2 separate regions of the Homo sapiens genome follow, and region 2 is linked to region 1. The links are chromatin loops, found by intact Hi-C in ENCODE. Cell type or tissue: lower leg skin. All regions are shown on one strand. Each heading gives the region's core, and the rest is flanking DNA. Links, peaks and the distances in the headings are about the cores only.

What was found. Peaks named below come from ENCODE experiments on the same cell type or tissue, not always from the same donor. Only the 100,000 strongest peaks of a DNase experiment are listed, where the experiment ranks them.
Region 2: a loop joins it to region 1, with 2.5 times the contacts of the local background. A loop is called at or near these places in 95 of 110 quality-filtered maps.

The regions. Positions count from the first base shown.
Region 1 is chr3:141,102,742-141,110,438 of GRCh38, forward strand. The region is part of intron 2 of SPSB4 (splA/ryanodine receptor domain and SOCS box containing 4); the gene reads left to right. Among named protein-coding and RNA genes, the nearest start is that of SPSB4, 55 kb to the left of the region's middle. RefSeq lists an enhancer at 206-722. In lower leg skin, for the core only: no CTCF peak of the experiment used is centred there; a DNase peak (open chromatin) is centred at 3,240.
Region 2 is chr3:140,995,977-141,003,673 of GRCh38, forward strand. No RefSeq gene overlaps it. Among named protein-coding and RNA genes, the nearest start is that of SPSB4, 52 kb to the right of the region's middle. RefSeq lists a silencer at 4,154-4,333. In lower leg skin, for the core only: a CTCF peak has its summit at 4,312; no DNase peak of the experiment used is centred there.

The DNA of each region.
Region 1 (7,697 bases), core at 2,127-4,626:
GATAAGTTGGGGTGTGGGCAAAATTGCAGACTTACTAACAGGTAAGTGGCCCCTTTGAGATGCCTGGAGGTCAATGCGGTTGCTCAAAGAAAGCATGGCCAAGAGAACACTGCCTGGCAGAACTCCTCAAGCCCTAGGGCAGCCAAGCCTGCCCATGAGGAAGAGGCCACATCTCTGCCTCTACCTCACACTTGGACTCCAGGACTCCCCTCTATTCCCAGACCCTAAAAGAGGATTTCCTGCAGCCCAAACCAGATACGGTCACTTACAAAAAAAGGAATGGCTCCCAAGTGGCCGCGCCTGTCCTGGGTGCTGCATAAAGCTGTTTGATGTCTCTGTTTTCCCAATACCTGATTGTTAACAACAGGGCTTTAGGAATCCCAGTGGCAAAGGGGCAGCCTCTGAAGACAGCAGCCTACACTGGCCTGGAGCCATGTCCCCCTCTGAGCTGGCTCCATTTGCAGACCTAGCATGCCCTTTCAAGGCACAATTAATTCTAAAGCAGGAGCTGATAACAGTGAACCCTGGGGTAGGCCACATCCCCCAAGGCAAGTCAACTAGGACTTGTTACTGAGCTACTCCAGGTCAGGCACAGTGTGGACACAGAGGGGCCCCACGACAGGGAGCAAAGAGCTTCCCATCCAGCTCACTCATCAACCCAAGGAAATGGCAGCATCGGAACAGCACACACTTTTGGTGCCCTCAGCTGTACACAATCCTGACCCTGAAAATGAATGGAAAAGACTCAGTTGGTGCCTGGGAAGGAATCAGCTTCTGTCCTGAAGTATATTAAAGAAAGGTCTTCTCAGGTGCTACTTGCTTGCAGTTCATTTATACCTCCCTGGTTACCTGCCTCCCATTCCCTCCGCACAACAAACCACAAATGAGAATGTAGGGTAGGTAAGGCCAGAGACAGGCACACCAGCCGCAACCCTCCAACAGCGAACTGCCTACCCACATGAGGGACACAGAACAGCCACAGCAAACAAGAACTCTTAAAGTGCAGCTGTCCGGAGCCATTCAGCAAAGGGGCATGAGGCCCAGCCCTCAGGAGCCAGGCAGAGCAAGGTTGTAGTACCAAAAATGACCTTTTTTTTTTTTTTCCTTCTAATTCTGAATCCTCCAGAATGGATTCAGTTATGTTTAGGGTGATTAGTTCAAGATCAGGGAATAATGAGTCTTAGAAAAATTCCCACCCAAAGAGATCATGCTCAAAGTAGGTTCGTCACTTAAAAGGACCATTGATCCGACAAATTCACTCATGTTGAGAAAGCTTTCCCCAACAGTTTCCAATAAATGAGGTGTCAGTGAAATGATCTCAGCAGTGAAATAAATAATACCAGCATTAAACTATAAAGCAGCCCCTAGAAGGGTGTGATTATCTAGTGAGGGGTACAGACAAGGAGTGCCTGCAGGTCCCTGCGGGTGCAGAATGACAGAGGGACTGGGCCGAGAGGAGGACCTTGTGCAGCATTGAAATGGGGCAGGAATGGGCTGGAGGGAGAGGGCAGGGGAAAAGCACTCCAGGCAGTGGGAGTGGCAGGAGCAAAGGCAAGGGGCTGGAATGTGCTTCATTTCTTGGGGAAGGGGAAGAAAGTACATGAGACTGGCAAGAGGGAAGTTTGTGGGTAGATTCCTTGAGGAGAGCCTGCTGGGGCCAGACTGTGACCTGGACACGCTGCAGACACCTCCCAGGTGGCTGCCACTGACCAGCCACAGAAGCTTCTTTGAGGGCCTCCCAGACACACCCCCAAGGATCTCCTCTGCATGGCAGATGGCTGGGGTTGTTTTTGGCAGCTTAGATTCTGGAAGTCTGTGGGAGGAGATGGCCAGGCGGGAATGAAAGGCTGCCAGACCTCGTGACCTGCACACAGGTGGCCGGTGTCAGGCAGGCAGTGGTGTCTGCAGACTTTGCTGCCCAGACCTGGGCAGGGCCTGCCAGGGCGTCCTGGGAGCCAGCACAGGCTGCGCGGCCGGCCCATCACAAGTGAGCCTTTGTGGCCCCGGTTTACGAAACCAGCCAAATATTTTCCTTGTCACTTTATGAGGTGCTAGGTCTACCCATTCAAGCTGGGAAAAATAAAGCGTCACAGAATTTGCGCCGTTAGAGTTGAGGAGGTTTGAAGTGAACCAATGCTCCTTTTAAAAGAATTCTGTGCCCCTGGGAAGGCCTGTCAGCCTGAGGGGTAGGAGTACACCCAAGATCCCACCTCTGGAAGGGATGGGTACCATCCAAGCCGCCTGCAGGTTTTACAGACGTAGAGAATGAGGCCCTGAGTCTGGAAAGTCTTCAGCCCACAAGGCGGATGGAGTCAGATGAATGAGGAGACTGAGTTCCTTAAATATCTTTAGCACCATACATTCAGGAACCATTTTAGCCTCTTTTTCACAGGTGAGGCCAGAAAGGCTCACAGAAAAGGGTGGATGGGAATTCTCCTTCAGAACTTCACTGCAAGGCAGAAAGGATTCCAGAAGGGCTTTGAGGCTGAGGTGCGTGGTGAAACGGGATGTTACACACTGAAGTTGAAAAGCATCCGCCTTGTGCAGTAAGCCAGTGGGCAGTCACCATTGCGCTGATTCCTGGCCTCCCACTGAGTTCCCACATCCCCTACAAAGCCCCATTTCTTACTGCCCATGGCCTATAATTTCATTGGTAGATCTGCTTCCCTTTTGCCTCTAGTAATAAGTTTCATTTATTGGGTACTTGCTATATTATGCCAAGCATTCCACTAGGTACCTCATTCATTCATTTAACTGAGATTTATCAAACACCTACTATATGCTGCCCCCCGAGGATGCAGCAGCCCTGTCTGGCGTAGTATTGAATCCATTGTTACAGATGGATCATTTGAGCTCAAAGAGAAGTGACTTGCCGAAGACATACAGCTAATACACGGCAGAGTTGAATTTCAAAGCCAGGCGGGTCTGACTTCAAGGTATGGCTTCTCTCCACTCCCTCATTGACAGGGTTAGGAAGAGGCAAGTAATTAATAAAGAAGACACAATGTAAGTAATCATAATTCTTTTCTTTGCCTTCAAAGTTATAATAAAATAGATTAAAGTTTTAAATGCTTACTACGTTTTTTAAAAAAATTTCTTTTCCATCTCCCTTTCCTGGTAAACTGCTTATTATCTTTTAGATGAAATAAAGATACACTTTCATAAAAGAGAATCCGTGATGGCCACTTAAAATTCCACACTACATGTGGTAACTACATCGCCACCTGGTGGTACAGATTTTGCATAACGGGATGTAAATCAAGAGCAAAGACAACAGCTATGGGCCATTGGAAGGGACTACAATTTGGAAGTGAGAATTCAGAGGTTCTAGTCTGTGCTCTGCCCTAGACTGGCCGTGGTGGCACTGAGTCAGCCACTCCAGCCCTCTAGGTGGCAGATCCTTTTTTTGCAGCTCCTGTGTGGGCTGGTGTCCCTGGAGACTCCGTTTTAACTTGGACATTCCCTCTTTATTGTCCTCCTATGTTGCACTGAACTCAAAGAAAAATGCTCAGGTGGGTTTTGAGGTACCAGTTGGGGAGATAGTGTGGGGCAAGGCTTTCTGGAGCCCTCGGGCCACTCCATGAAGGCAGCACCTCCTCCTCTAAGTGTGCACCTTGGCCTGGCCTCAGGTATCCCATTATGGCTTTTCACCCTCCCTGGGATCTGCTCTGACTGCAGTCCTCTTAAGGGCAGTTCTCACCCCATGCCTTTCTCACCAGACCAGAGACCCTCTACCACACCCTAGGGTATCCATCAGGAATTACCTCCGATCAGAGTTCAAGAAACCAAGTTCAGGGTCTAGGATGGGCTTAGCACAGCAGAAGTAGTTTGTTAGTTGTATTCTTTTATAAGGAACAGAAGACCTGACCCCAAACTGCCTTAAGTTAATAAAAGGAATATATGTGCTTTTGTCACTGAGTAATTGTAGTTGCTTTAGCCTCACCTGTAATCCCAGGTTCAAACACCATTGGCAGGGTCTGACGTCTCTCTCTCCATTTCTCAGCTCTTCTTCCTTCGTGTCTAGTGGCACCTTAGGGGTGTCTTATGGGGCTTTAGGCCCCACACCCTCAACCTACCTGAAATAACAGGATCTAAGCAGACAGTGTTTCCTAGATCTCCCATCTCACAGACCACCACTCCTGAGCCCCTCCTACATACACATTCTAGAGGCCTCTGTATGGGGTCATCTTTCTCAGGTCCCCAAATGACTTCAAGGAGGCCCTGGGTCCACCTGTTGCTCCTTCTTATTGCAGGCCATGCCCAGCACAAGTCCTGGAATCCACTCTCATGGGCCCCACTGGGATCTCAGGCTCACCCCTGAACCAGTCAGTCACAGTGGCCACTGGACTGGAATGTGCTGATTGGCTCAGCCTGGTCAGAGGCTCCACGCCTGGGGTTGGGATGGGGCAAAGCCTCAGGAAAAACACACTCCCCAAGGGATCTGAAATGTTTTACCTAAAGGGCAGGTGACGGATGCTGGAGGCAAAACCATCAGAAATCCATTAGTAATTAACATAAAAGTTAGTAGAATGGAAGTTCATACATTATTTATCTTTTGAGTAAATCAGAGTGATAAGACTATCTTAATGGTAATGTCGCTTCATTCACTGGAAAGGTGTGTTCATAGGAATGCAAAAGGCTTAGGAAAAAAATAAATAAGACGAGAAGAGTCTGTTCAGCGACAGAGAAAACAGAGTTGGGCCTGGCCTCTGTCCTGTCCCCACTATGTGTCCATCCAGGGCAAGGACAGTATTGGTGAAGACATGTTTCAACAATGCCTTCAACTCAGCCCTGAAGAAGAAAGGTAGTCCCTTAGGTTTCTGAGTTTCCTTCTGGGAGTCTGTCTTGCATGTGAATATCATCCTGTAACTATTGGGACAGCCTTACATCCCCTCTGCTAGTCTCTAAAATTGACTTGAAGATTTTTATTTGTGCCCAGGCACAGTGGCTCAGGCCTGTAATCCCAGCACTTTGGGAGGCCAAGACAGGTGGATCACCTGAGGTTAGGAGTTCAAGACCAGCCTGGGCAACATGGTGAACTTTTCTCTACTAAAAGTACAAAAATTAGCCAGGCATGGTGGCTCAAGCCTGTAATCCCAGCTACTTGGGAGGCTGAGGCACGAACATCACTTGAACGCAGGAGGTGGAGGTTGCAGTGAACCGAGATCACACCACTGCACTCCAGCCTGGGCAACAGAGCGAGACTCTGTCTTAAAAAAAAAAATAAAATAAAAGATTTTTATTTGTCTGCGGTGGCCTCTTTCGCTGTTCTGTCCTGCTTGGGCTAATGTTTAAAATTCCAGATAGAGTGTCCAAGTGGGCAGGGCCTTAGGGACTCTGGTGCAAGCCCCTTCTGCTGTGAATGGGGGCCAGCGAGGGTCAGAGTCTTACTGAATTCACAGAGCTAGTTAAATCACCGAGCTCAGGAGCCTCTGCCTGGCAACCCCTTCTCGTGGGAGTCTCGTTACCACAGGGTTCCCAAGCAGGCAGACAGAGAGGCAGCCAAGGTGAAGGCCCCGATGACACCTTTGCTATGAATAACCCACAAAATCAATTACTGCAGTGGGCAGAGCAGCAGCCAGGCCCTTCACTGTGTGCTGCTGGGCGCATGTACTGAGATCACTTCTTGCTGCAGGGCTTCCCTTCCTAATTGTATTTTGCTCAAACTAATGTTAAAAATTAACTTTCCCAGCATTCAGATGAGGCCAAAGCAGGAGGTGGAATAAGAGAAAAGACTTAATTTTTAGTGGATAGACCACCAGGGAGCCACCTGGGATAGATGTTCTGTGTGTGTTTGATCTCTCAGAGATGGAGAACATTTACTGAGCAGCATTCTGTGCTAGGTCCTGGGGTACTCCCTAGGATCAGACCGAGGCCATGCCTCAAAGAGCCCCTAGTTTATCGGGTAGCCACACAAGTAACAATAGTGATAGTTCAGTGAGATGAGCATTAATAAAGGGCTCTGGGTAGTGCAGGAGGCGTGGAGGAGAGAGAGAATATCAGGTGTTTGGGTCAGCTGTGGCATCGAGGAAGTGCAGACAGAGGAGGAATATTTGAGTTGAGATTTAAAGACTCAAGTATCCCTTTCCCTAGATGGAGAAGACCGAAAGCAGCATTTCAGGGGAGGGCACAGCATGTGTGAAGGCACAGCGGCTTTAAATTGCACAGCAGCACTCAGGAGGTTGTGAGAAGTCCAAGGTGCATACGAGGAAGAGAGCAGTCAGCAAAGAGACCAGATCATGGAGGGTGACCCCACCGCTCTAACTGGTATTTATTCATTCATCAAAACCTGGGCCTTTTGGAGTCCAGTTTTTTAAATTTAGATTTTACTTATTTTGAATACATTTATAAGGTTTTATTAAAACATGACAGTGATCAGTCTTCTTCCCACCCCTGTTTTCAGCCACCCTCCCCAGAGGCAACCGATGCTGTCAGATTCTTGTGTATTCTAAGGTGTTTCCCACAAATACACAAACAGCAGCAGTCCACTCACACCTTGCCATGCACCTTGCTTCCATCACTTCATATATCTTGGAGGTGATTCAGCACATGGAGCTTCCGCCTTCTCCTTGACAATGGTGGGAGCTCAGTTGTTAGTCCTAGCTTAGAGACCTTCTCATTCCACCCCTCATCTTACAGTGGAAAGGCCCAGAGAAGGTGGGGAGCAGCTCCAGCTCACCTGCTGTTCAGGGACTGAGCCAGGCCTGAAACTCACTCCTCTGCCTCCCATACCCACCCTGGGCCAGCCAGATCCACTTCCTTGCCAGCGGTCCTCATTTGCTAGCCCATCAGCTGGGTGAGGCTGCCATTTTTCATAGCCATTACAGGCAGAGAAGCTGGTGTTTCCATCGGCCTCGTGATGTGGATTTTAGACTTCCACAGTAATCTTTATCATTGTTTTCTCACTTTCCCTTTCTCTCCCCTCTTCCTCCTCCTCTTCCTCCCCATCTTACATCTCAGCAGCCTTGTATCAAGCCTCTGCCCCACCCTGGTCCCAGCAACTGGTCACCATGGCAACAAGGGCCTTCCATCAAAAAGCGGCCTTCCAGGTATTTTATTTTGAGCCCCAATTAAGCAGGGCAGGTCACAGGCTGGGAGCAGTGCAGAGAAGAGTGTTTTACGGCCTGTGAGAGAGCCCAGGTGCTATTTATAGCTCCTTAATCGGTGTTGCTAAATGGGTCTTAACTCACGTCCTGTGGCAACTGCACATTTTCATCGCAGAGAATCTCCGCCCCACAGCCTCACTCCCTCCATCTGTTGGCCTGAGGGAGAAATGGTGCCTCCTCTGTGCTCAGCAGCTGTCAGGCCACTTGACCCTTCTGACCTCCTCCTGACACTCTCTGGCCCTTTGCAGCCCTGCCTTTGGGGATATTTGGTCCACAGCGGATGCTTCTTTCAGGAACCCAGAGGCCTCAGCCCTGTCCCAGGGCTGGAGTTCTGTCCCCAACCTCCCACCACCTCTTCTCAGCCTCCCCATCAAAGCCAGAGTGGTAAGAGGGACATGTAAGACAATATATCCAGGTTTTTGTGGATACTCCAAAAATTCTTTCCATTAACATCTCATAGGTTAACTAGCATTTTCAATCATTAAAACAGAGCAAGTTAACAGCTTCTTACAGTTGGGGAAATAGAGGCTGAGAATGGGAGAGGGAATTAACAGATACCCATTGCCACATACTGCCTTGGAGCTTTATATG
Region 2 (7,697 bases), core at 3,067-5,566, 110 kb before region 1:
CTATCTCTAAGTCAGCTGAAAAGAGAATGATTATAGGGGAATACATAACTTCTGCTCACGTTTTACTGGCTAGAAGCCAGTCAGATGGCCACATCTACTTGCAAGGGAGGCTGGCAACTACCCAGTAGCTGTTGGCTCATGAAGAAAAGGAAACAATTATTACTGCTGTGTCTTCCAAATGGTGACTTTCTATTTCCATATTCCTTCTACATTTATTCATTGGAATTCTATTATAAGGAAGAATGGTGTCTTCACCCAATTTATTTATTTATCCAATTATTTATTACTTTCTTTATAGAGATGTGGTCTCACTATATTGCCCAGGTTGGTCTTGGCCTCAAGAGATCCTCCTGCGATCATCCCACCCTGGGCTCCCAAAGTGCTAGGATTACAGGCGTGAGCCATCACACCCAGCCCAATTATCTAATTATTTAACCACTATGGTGGTTGTTCGATTTATTCTATGTGTAATAATCTACTGATTATTACATGTTCTTTTGCTCAAATTGTTCCAGAGTTACCCACTAGGATCTCCTTCAAGTTTTCTTCTGTCTCATTTTAACATACCTTCTTCACTATTTTTGTGCATTTTCTTACCTTCTGGCACCACAAGATGTTTCACATTCATCTTGTACTTGCCCTATTCCAGCCATGGGAATCAGACATTTCTCCAAGCATCACTAGTTGCTTTCATTGGAGGATGCTGTTTAGAAACAATATCTAAGCACTGGGTGTAATCATTGTTCATGGGGTATCATGGCTTCTAGGCCATCTCAGCAATAGAACCAGTATATACACATACATGTATATATCTGTATCTATAGCTGTATATCTATTTGTATATAACTGTATATCTAGTACCATGAGTTCATACTAATACATTCTATTCCAAACCAGCACCACAGTGTTCATTCTAACAGTCTCCTTTCCTTTATTTGTAACTTCTTTCTCTGACAGTGAGAAACCTGGTTCTCATTGTTCATGGTGAGTCCTAGAATACACATAAGGCCATTTAAAAATTGTAAATTTCACTCCTCTGAAAAACAAATTTACAAAGTAGAGTACAATATTGTACACTTTATAGTCAAAACACTGTTTTCCAAAGTTACTTAGAATTGTTCTTTCTTCTCTGCCCTCTTCAGTTTGGTTACATTGAGCACCCATTTTATTTATTTATTTATTTTCTTCGATATTTATTTATTTATTTATTTATTTATTTATTGAGACGGAATCTCACTCTGTCGCCCAGGCTGGAGTGCAGTGGCACAATCTCCGCTCACTGCAAGCTCCACCTCCCGGGTTCACGCCATTCTCCTGCCTCAGCCTCCCAAGTAGCTGGGACTACAGGCGCCGGTCACCATGCCTGGCTAATTTTTTTGTATTTTTAGTAGAGACGGGGTTTCACTGTGTGAGCCAGGATGGTCTTGATCTCCTGACCTTGTGATCCGCCCTCCTTGGCCTCCCAAAGTGCTGGGATTACAGGTGTGAGCCACCGCGCCCAGCCTAACTTTTATTTTAAGTTCAGGGATACATGTGCAGGGTGTGCAGGTTTGTTGCATAGGTAAACATGTGCCATGGTGGTTTGCTGCACAAATCAACCCATCACCTAAGTATTAAGCTATTAAGCCCAGCATTCATTAGCTATTCTTCCTGATGCTCTGTCTCCCTGCCCCTCCAACAGGCCCCAGTGTGTGTTGTTCCCCGCCATGTGTCCATGTGTTCTCATCATTCAGCTCCCACTTATAAGTGAGAACATGCAGATGCACCCATTTTAAATACAGATACACAGAGAGATTAGAAGTAAATAAAAGGATGAAAAGAGATATACCATGCAAACACTAAGCACAAGAAGCTAAGTGGCTATATTAACATCACATAAAGCAGACATACTCCAAGCAAAAGCTTACAACTGAAAGTAAAAATAGACAAATCCATAACTATTGTTGGAAACATCAACACTCCTGTCTTAATAAGTGGTAGAACAAATAGACAAAAAGTCAGTAAAGATATACAAGATTTGAACAATACTATCAACCAACTTGATCTAATTGGCATTTATAGAATACTCCATCCAATAAAGCAAAAAATTTTCTTTTCAATGCATACGGTTCATTCACCAACATAGACTATATACTGGGTCATAAAAGAAGTCTCAATAAATGTAAAAGGATTTAAATAATACAGAGTATTATTTAAAGTAGAATAAAATCAGAAATTAATTACAGAAAAATACCTGAAATATCCCTCCTAATATTCTGAAGTTAAACAGCATACTTCTAAATAATCCATGGGTCAAAGAAGAAATCATAAGATTCTTTAGAAAATACTTTGAGCTGAATGATCACGAAAACACCATATCAAAATTTGTGGGATGCATTTAAAGATGTGCTTTAAAGGGAAATAAATGGCTTTAATGGTAAAAATAGAAAAGTATAAAATAAAAGATCTAAGCTCCCACCTTAAAAAACTAGAAAAAGAAGAGCTAATTTATCCCTAAATAGAAAAAAGGAAATAATAAAGATAATAATAAAGAAATCAATAAAATAAAAAGTGTAAAACATTCATGAACTAAAAGCTGGTTTTTTGAAAGATTAATAAAGTTGATACAACCCTGGCTAGACTGATAAAAAGAATAAGACAGGCTGGGCGTGGTGGCTCAAGACTGTAATGCCAACACTTTGGGGGCCAAGGCAGGAGGATCACTTGAGCCCAGGAGTTCGAGACCATCCTGAGCAATATAGTGAGACCTCATCTCCATCAAAAAATTTAAAAGCTAGCTGGGCATGGTGGCATGTGCCTGTAGTCCCAGCTACTTGGGAAGCTGAGGTAGAGGGATCACTTGAGTCCAAGAAAGTTGAGGCTGCAGTGAATGCACCACTGTACTCCAGCCTGGGTGACAGAGTGAGACCCTGCCTCAAAAAAAAAAAAAAAAGACTAAGACACAAGTTAGCAATATCATAAATAAAACAGAGACAAATACTACCAATGCTACAAATACTGAAATAATAAGATAATAAGCAAATGTGAAGATCTTTATGCCAATAAATGCAACAACTTAGAGGAAAAGAATAGATTTCTTGAAATGGTGATCTATGTGATGCCATTCCTTGTCCACTATAGTCCAGATCCACCTCTCCAGTGTATTGCGGAAGATTTGAACAACACTATCAACGGGAATTCCAGTGGGATGCTCTTGCTGAAGGAAACTTAAGAGGAAAATTGCAGCTGATCTTGAAGCTACAAGTATACTCATTGCTTCCCTCTTCCCCAGTTTATTCTAGATTTCCCCCACTCTCAGGTCACGCTTATGCTGGTCTTAGTGGTTCAAATGATGACACAATGCAGACACTCATCTCTGCAGTGTCTCAATGTCTGGTCACCATACCTTTCTCAGGACAGATCTGCTGCACTTGCCCAGCTACCATCAAAACTGGGAAAGCGAATACCAGGAGGGATCCAAGTGGATCTTCTGGTTCCCCTTTATTCCTCCCTACCCTCATTGTGCAGCAGAAAACCATAAGTTTCTCCTAATGATGAGGGCCAATTCTCCTTGATAAAATGAAGACCCCTCTTCTTGCCTGCTGGCCATGAAGAACTTGACATGCCTAGGTGGCAGATGCAGCTTATGGTTCAAGTGGGTTCTTGGCATAAGTGTTCCTCTCTTTGGGGACCCAGACCTCTAAGTTTGCAGAGCCCAGAGTTGCAAGAAGATGAAACTCACCAGCTAGAGGTGATAGGTGGAATCACCCCTTTGGATGCATGCATTCCTCTTTTTGGGGATGCAGATCCACCTAATAGTTTTCAGTTTGTATACAACATCCTGGAGGATAGTGTCCCATCTTGATTCAGTGTCACCTGTGAACTGGAACTTCAGCTGTGCCTTCAGCAGGCCATTGCAAGCCTATGAGGTCAGAAGCTTTTGGGTGGTAAGTGTGATATAACCAGTAGATCTTGTGATCACAGGCCTGCTCCTATACCTCCTTCCCTGGAAAGTGGGCCCCCTGGTCTGATGTGATGTGCAAATGGGTCATATTTTCTGTAAGTTCTCAGATGGAGGTGCTGTCAGGAAAGGCAAACCCATATGTAAAATATGTGTCCATTTCTGTCCAAACACATTTCTGGCCCTTCCTTAATGCAAAAGGACAGATATAGTCAACTTCCCACTTCCTGGCTGCCTGGTCCCCTCAAGGAATGGTGTCATGTCTGGGGCTTAGCATTGGTCTCTGTTGCTGGAAGGTTGGCCACTTGGTGGCAGCAATAGCTCGATCAGCCTCTACGGGTGGAAGCCCATGCTGCTGGGCCCAGGCAGAGCCTTCATCTCTGCCACTGTGGTGACTTTGTTATTGTGCCACTTGTCAGCACTAGAGTAGGCATTTAAGATTTTCAGAAGCATCAACTCAGATGACTCTGTCACATGTGCCCCATTCTTTCCCAATCAGAGCTCTGGCCTGGGCATAGCAGACCTACTTTGGTTGGGAATTCAATCTTTGGAGCTGGTCTGCTCTGATGATTAGATCCTAGGCTTGGTCCTTAGTCTCCTTGCCCTCCCACTGCAGAGATGAGCCCTTCTTTGTGTGCTGCTAAAGAAGCCCCCCTGGCTTTCACACTTGGCTTTCAATGACCTGCTAATCACTCAGCCATTTGTTAATTTTTTTCTAGAGCTGTGATAGAGCTTATATCTCTATATACTAGTTTCCCCTGATTTTTCAAATGCTTGATATGTTCTACCACTTAGTGCATTTGCCTTTGCAGTTTCAGCTATAAAATAGAAACCTTGCGCTAGATGTCTATCTCTACTTGGACCATATCTCACTCCCTTTACCTTTTTACTCCCTCTTGCCTGGAATGCTGTCATCATGCTTGAGGCCAAGCAACCTGTGACAAGGTAGTCACAAGCACACAGGACATGACTAAGCAGCAAGACAAAGAAATCATCCCAGATAGCAATGTGGAGCAACGGTACCACTCTAGACAACCAACCTTTGATCTTACCATTATACAACAAAAATGAAACCAGCTGAAGCCACTAGATTTTTTATTTCTGTTTCAAAAAAATGTAACTCATCTTAACTGTGTTGATTATCAAAATATTATACTAAGCATTTTTTAAATTTAGATGAAATTAACAAGTTCATGAGAATCACTTGCCAAATTAATTAGTACTGGCTTATGAAGAGAAATTTAATCTGTGGTTTAAAATTTTCTCATAGCACACCCAGAAATCCTAGATTTTAACCATCAAGTTTCATCAACCACTTATGGAACAGATCATTGCAAATGTACGTATATTTTTCCAGAAAACAGAAAATAATGGTACACTCTTTAATCATTTTTTGATTATTATATCTTGATTGCAAAAGCAGGAACAAGAAGGCAGTATGAAAAATTGCAGGCCAATCTCATTCATGAACTTGATAGGCTCAAAGCAAAAGGAATTTATTGATGGCATTTTTAAAAATATAATAAATTTATAATTAAATTGGGTTAATCCCAGTAATACAAGGTTAGTTAACATTTAAAAAATTATCAGTGTAAATTTTTCACATCAGCAGATTAGTGAAGAAAAACCACATGATTCTCACAGGTGTGGAAAAAGCATTTAGTGAAATGTTATATTCATTCGAGATAAAACTCTTTGCAAACTAGAAATGGAAGGGGAATTATTTAACCAGATAGAAAATATCTTCAATAAACCTATAGAAAACATCATACTTAAAGTGACATATTATAGTAGTTTCTTCAAAATCAAGAACAAATCAAGAACGTCTGCTTTTATCACTTTTATTCAATATCATAATTAGGGTCCTAGCCAGAAACAATTAAGAAGGAAGAAATGAAGCTGTTATGATCATCAATATGGAAAACAGAAAATAATCCATAGGTAAATTATTAGAATTAATATATGTTTAACAACATTGCAGGATATATAGAAAACACTGTATTTTATAGTAGGCAAGAAACAAAATATAAATTTTAAATAATGCCTTTTTTATAAAAGCAACCATGAAAAATCATATAGCTGAACATAAAGCTCAGAAAATATAGGAAGAAAATGTGGAAAAAATTATAACTCTTTTGGAAAACTTTTGAAGAAGTCCCAAATAAATGGATAGGAATTGTTATGGTTAGAAAACCTTGGTATTATAATGATGCCAATTGTGTCTAATAGACCTATTGGTTCTACAAAATTGAAGCTCAATAGCTTTTTTCTTAGAATTTGTTAAAATAATTCCAAAATGTACATGGTAGAACAAAGAACCAGCATAGCCTAGATGCTTCCAAAGAAGAAGAATAGGATACAGTAACATTATTATTATAAAGTTAGAGTAACTAAGACAGTATGGTTTGGGTACAGGGATATAAACTAGAATAATGAAACAGAAGACAGAGCCTAGAAACAGAGACACACCTATGAAGAAACGTGACCATGTCAGAGACAACATTGCAAATCAGTGAGAGATGGATCGACCATCCAACAAAATGGTGCTGTTTCAAAGTTATCCATATGAAAAAATATAGAATTAAATATTCATATCCAATTGGTGGATACCTCATGCTATACTAAAAGAAGCCATTTCGGATGAATTAGACTTAAATGTGAGAAGCTAAACTTTTACAACTGTAAGAAGAAGAAAATATAGGAGAAAGTCTACAAATGAGTGAGAGAAAGGGTTTTCTTAAGCAAGATATTCAAAGTGCTTTAAAAAGATATTAAAAATGATTGATAAGTGAGCCTATGTTAAACTTCAAAACTTTTTTTTCTCAAAGTACTCCAAAAAGAATGAAAAGATAATTCAAAAACTGGAAAAATATATTTTCCACACAGATGACTGATGAGGGATAGAAATAGAATATATAAAGAATATCTATGAATCAATCAGTTAAAGACACTCCAGTAAAAACCTGGCCAAAAGTCATAAGTATTTCACAGGAGAATAAAACCTGATATGTAATAAACATGTTAAAAATGGTCATGTTAATAGTATGATAATTAGGAAACTGCAAATTAAAATCATAATGAGATGTCATGTTGCAACTATCAAAAAGGCAAAATGTAATAAATCAGACAATATCAAATGGATATGAACAAAGAAATGTTTATGTACTCTACTTGGGAGTGTTAAGTGGTATCAGCATTTTGGGAAAAAATTTGTACTATATTCTAAAGTTGAAAATACTTATAACATATAAACTGGCACTTTCACTCCTAGGCCTATAATTCCCCAGATAAATCCTGACTCCTGTGTTCTAGGAGTCACACAGCATGTTCATAGCAGCCTGGTGGCAATAGCAAAACACTGAAAGCATTCTGCGAGTCCATGGACAGGAGTATGCGGAAACACGTCACATAACGAACTATATCATCAATGTGGCTCAGTCTCAGGAACTTAATTTTGAATAAGAAAAACAAGTCACAGAAGTATACCGATAGCATGATTCTGTTGAAGTTAAGTATAAAATCTGGCAAAACGCAACAAAATATGTTTAGGCAAACATATATCCATGTCAAAATGATAAAGAAAACCAAGGGAATAATAAACACAAAATTCTAGATGATGGTTACCTTTGTCAGAAGAAAATATTTTTCCTATCACTGCATAACAAATTACTCTGATACTCAGTAACTTAAAGCAACAGGTATTTATCATCTCATAGTTTCTATGGATCACGAATCTGGGTTTTCCATCTCCGAAAGA